Linked DNA regions of Homo sapiens: region 2 is linked to region 1. A link is an interaction called in ENCODE POLR2A ChIA-PET data of the cell type or tissue named here. Cell type or tissue: PC-3. All regions are shown on one strand.

Region 1 (2,500 bases):
GCCCACGTGCAGATTTGTTACATGGTTATATTGTGTGATGCTAAGGTTTAGGGTATGGATCCCATCACCCAAGTACTGACTAGAGTACCCAACAGATAGTTTTTCAACTCTTGCACTCCCCTTTCCTTCCTCCCTCTGGTAGTTCCCAGTGTCTATTGTTCCCATCTTTATGTCCATAAGTACCCAATGTTTAGCTCCCATTTATAAGTGAGAACATGCAGTATTTGGTTTTCTGTTTCCGTGTTAATTCGTTTAGAATAATGGCCCCCAGCTGCATCCATGTTGCTGCAAAGGACATGGTTTCGTTTTTATGGCTGCATACTATTCCATGGTATATATGTGCCACATTTTCTTTATCCATTCCACCATTGATAGGCATCTAGTTGATTCCATGGCTTTGCTATTGTGAATACTGCTGCCATGAACATGTAAGTGCATGTGTCTTTTTTGTAGAATGATTTATTTTCCTTTGGGTATATACCCAGTAATGGGATTACTGAGTTGAATGGTAATTCTGGTTTAAGTTCTTTGAGAAATCTCCAAACTGCTTTCCACAGTGGCTGAAATAACTTACATTCCCACCAACAGTATGTTTTCTTTTCTCCACAGCCTTGCCAGCATCTGCTGTTTTTTGACTTTTTTAATAATAGCTGTTCTAGCAGGGCTTTAAATGATTACCTTAAGAAAGTAGACATTTGCATTCAATCATCATTTCCTTATTACTGTAGTAGTAGCTTTGGATCTTTGCTGGTAAGTGATGGGAATTTGTGATTTTGAATTCCATACTAGATTTTAGATCATTTGATAAAGCACCTCATTGAAAGCTTTAAAGTTATATTTACTTCCCCCTCTTAAACTTATTATATTTTATTATCTTTAGTTTGAGTCATAGCCAGGGACAGGATATTTGAATGAATGGATCATTGCTCTGAATCACTTTGTTCAAAAAATGCTCAGTTTTGTGGTGCTATGAGTAATACCCAACTTAAAGCTGTGACTAGAAAAGCAATTGTCCTCGTTGGGTTCCCAAGGGTAGCCCAATGGGTTGATATTGTGCTGGTTTATCCCAGGGGACACTTACCCTGGGAAAGGAGAAGACCTTGCAGGAAATGGCCTGAAGCCACCTAAAGAAAGAAAGACCCAGGGTTAGCCTAAAGTCCAAGGGAAATTGAACCAACATAAATCTACAAAGTGCCTTCAAAAAGCAGGCAGATTTGGGGAAAGTGGAATTCTTCTTGCCATTCAAAAATTTTTGCTTGACTTTGCTCACTCTGACACCTTCCGCACATAAAATTTCCAAGATGTGTTTTACAATTTGAAATTCCACGAAGGAATGGATGGATAGTGAAAGTAACTGGCTGTAATGATAACAGGTTAAAGAATCATCTTACCATTTAATGAGTTTTCATATTCAAAGATAAGAAGATCTTTAAAGCAGTTCTCCTGTTTGTCTGCTTTAATCGCATCGTGATTGTTCTCATTTCAGATCATCCTTATTTTGTTGGTGTCCAGTTCCATCCTGAGTTTTCTTCTAGGCCGATGAAGCCTTCCCCTCCGTATCTGGGGCTGTTACTTGCAGCAACTGGGAACCTGAATGCCTACTTGCAACAGGGTTGCAAACTGTCTTCCAGGTAACCAGCTTACTGCTCTTAGCAATAAACCAAGATGCATAGTTATTAATATCTTAGGGTTTCTTACAAAAATTAATACCACTATAGAATTTTTAAATGTGAAGAATCAGTTTTTTTCTCTTAAACATAATTTTCTTCTCTTTGTGAAAATGATTTAATCACACCTACGGTAGTAATGTGTCAGCTTTCCAAATCGTGATGACACTGGGTATTATTTTAGAAATTTTTTTCATTTTGATAAGTGAAAAGATTGTCTTTTGTTGATTCTTTGATTAATATATATGAATTTTTATATGTTTATTGGCTGTTTGTTTTATGAATAGTTTGTTCATATCTTTTCTTCATTTTGGTATTGTATTATTTTCCTTACTGATTGGTAAGCTCTTTATGTATAAAGGTCATTAATCCTTTGTTAGGCTGCAAATATTTTTCAAAGTGATTTTGCTTTCCTTCTAAATTGTTAATGGTAGTTTTGTTCTCCCTAAAGAGTTTAGTCCTTTTTTATGTTTTTTAAAAATGTATGTAGTCAAATATTTTACTTTTGTGGCTTCTGCCTTTACTCTCATGCCTAACATCTTTCCTTATGGAAAGATTATATAAATAATAACCCCTGTGTTTTCCTCTAGCATTTTTCTGGTTTCAATTTCATAGTTTAAATCTATAATCTATATGGATTTTATTTTCAGTGAAACCTGTGAGGTTGGGATTTGGCTCCCTACTTCCCTGCCAAATTGTCAACGAGTTGAGTAATTTGACTTTGTTTCAGGGATTTCTATTTTGTTCCATTGATGATTTTATCTCTTACACCTGAACCTTTGCCATCCTTTTCATTTTCATAGCATTATTATAAATCAGGACCTTATCGATCC
Region 2 (2,500 bases), 140 kb after region 1:
AGTCTTTGCAGATGTAATCAAGGTAAAATGGGTCATTAGGGTGAGCCCTAATTCAATGCGACTGATGTCTTTATAAGAAGAGAAAAACACCATGTGAAGACAGAAGACACACGGTGAAGAAATGACCACGTGGAGATAGGGCAGAGATTGGAGTGATACTGACACAAGCCAAGGAATGCCTAGGGTGACCAGAAACTGGAAGAGGCAAGGAAGGATCCTCCCTACAGACTTGGGAGGGAGTATGGCTCTGACAACACCTTGATTTTGGACTTCTGACGTGCAGAACTGGGAGAGAAAAAATTTCTGTTGCTTAAATCCACCAAATTTGCGGTACTTTGTTATAGCAGACCTAGAAAATGAATACACTCATTCAAAGATGTTTCTGTCTGTGGCTTTAAAGAGCAGGATTGGGATGAGAGTACGGTTCTTGCAGTGCTCAGTTCTAACGTCATAGAGATAGCAAATTTTTAACTCTCCTGAGTTAAAGTGACCGTGACATTGTGTACTGACACTAAACATTCAGTTTTAAATTCAGAATCGGAACAGATGTGATAACTAATTAAAAACCCAGGGTGGCATTTTTTCCTTGTGGTATCAAATTAATTCACTTTTATAGAAATATGCTGATGATTTACCTTTCCAAGGGGAAGTTGTTAAACTTCCTTGGGCGAACAGATTTCTTTAGCATAGAAGGTTACAGGCTGATGTTACAGACTTTGAAACTGTCAACCAAGGCAATGTGTCTCTGTATTCGCATCTATTGCCTCCAGAACATATGAATGTTTAAAGAAGATTAAAAAAATTCCAATTGAGCCCCTCCGAAGTCATTTTCAATTCTAGGAAATGGAAATGCAGCTTACATCTGTATTTCCCAAGGAATTGATGTAATGCAATTTGTATAAAATAATCATAGAGAGTTAGAGCAGAGAGTGGATCTTTGCATTAAAGTGAAATCAGCCCAGAAATCGCTCTTCTCAGGGTCTGTCTTTCAGAACCCCATTTAGCTTTTAAATAAGACTCCTCTTTCCTGACTTGCTTTGATGAGCCACTCTCATCTCAGTGATTGCTCCTGACATTTAGCTGCCTGTACGATTAACTGGGGGCCATTCTTTTCTCTTGGAGAAGGACCATGTGCAGTGAATATGCATTTGCAAAGTGTTTCTTTGACTTGGGAGAGTGGCTGTGGATAAGTAGATAGGATGATGCCTGGAGTAAAGTTTGTGATGGAGACCCCAAACACTCACCCTTAGCAAAGCTGTGAGTGGCTATCATCAGCACATACCCGCTCCACCTCCCTTGCAGTCCCCAATTAAAGCTCATTGAGTTACCAGGTAAGCTGGTGATTTCTTATCTCAAGGAATGAAAAATTAAATCTAATAAACTTCTCTGAGGATTGAGAACTCCATATGTCGCCCCTACAGGTGATTTAAAAAAAAAACCAAGGAAATGACTCACAAAAAGGATTGAAATTTTTACAATGAGATTACAGATATCCGGATGGGAGATATTTGTTCCCCTTGGCATGACTGTGCCTGGGCCAAAGCCTGGGCCAGCAGGTAGAACAGTCAGGGATGGAATAGATCAATGAGACTGTAGCAGAGAAAAACGGCTGCCTACCAAAGATTCTGCTGTTCTTTCTAGCATAGCACTATAGTTGGGGCTACGTTCCCCAGATTGCTTTACAAAGCAATGGGGCTACATAACATTTTATTGCCATGGCCTGTGAGTGGAAGGGTTGTGTATCACTCTTGGTTGGAGGTGACTGAGAAGCAAGTGTACCTTCTCCCTCACTTTCCTCATCTACTGACAATCTTTAGAGGACTCCCAGTCCCTGGGAAGGTGGAGCCATGAGATGGAAGGAGCCTGTCTCTGAATCACTACAAGGAGGGAAACTGCCCTGAGCTATTTTGAGAGCCGCAAATGAAGTTTGATTGACCTGACTCATTGCATTCTTTGAGCTCCTTAGCTCTTATCACTACCTAGTATGCTGTGTATTGTTGTTTATTTCTTTTTCACTAGTATGTAAGCCTCAGGAGGGCAGAGATTTTGGTTTGTCTCACTCGCTGCTGTATCCCAGGGTCGAGAACACTGTCTGGCACTGAGTAAGTGCTTGATAATGTTTGTTGAATGAATAAATGAGAGGATAAATGCAAGGAATATAGTTGTGATATGATGGAATTTGGAGGGGTTTTTTTTCTTTTTTTTTTTTCTGAGACAGGGTCTTACTCTGTCACCCAGGCTGGAGTGCAGCGGAGCAATCACTGCTCACTGCAGCCTCGACGTTTCGAGCTCAAGCTATCCTTCTGCCTGTCTCCTGAGTAGATAGGACTACAGGCACACACCACCATGCCCAGCTAGTTTTTAAATTTTTTTGTAGAGATGGGGCGGTGGGGGGCGGAGGGGGTCTCCCTATGTTGCCCAGGCTGGTCTTGAACTCCTGGACTCAAGCAATCCTTCTGCCTTGGCCTCCCAAAGTACTGGGATTACAGGTGTGAGCCAC

What was found. Peaks named below come from ENCODE experiments on the same cell type or tissue, not always from the same donor. Only the 100,000 strongest peaks of a DNase experiment are listed, where the experiment ranks them.
Region 2: POLR2A ChIA-PET joins it to region 1 with 6 read pairs; 4 of 35 experiments call an interaction of 5 or more read pairs at or near these places.

What each region holds. Positions count from the first base shown.
Region 1 is chrX:16,608,672-16,611,171 of GRCh38, reverse strand. CTPS2 (CTP synthase 2) reads left to right here. Exons shown (of 19, transcript NM_175859.3): 17 at 1,487-1,631. Among named protein-coding and RNA genes, the nearest start is that of MIR548AM, 17 kb to the left of the region's middle. In PC-3, no CTCF peak of the experiment used is centred here; a DNase peak (open chromatin) is centred at 941; H3K4me3 peaks cover 680 bases; H3K27ac peaks cover 2,500 bases.
Region 2 is chrX:16,466,243-16,468,742 of GRCh38, reverse strand. No RefSeq gene overlaps it. Among named protein-coding and RNA genes, the nearest start is that of MIR548AM, 160 kb to the left of the region's middle. In PC-3, no CTCF peak of the experiment used is centred here; DNase peaks (open chromatin) are centred at 1,502 and 1,902; H3K4me3 peaks cover 334 bases; H3K27ac peaks cover 2,500 bases.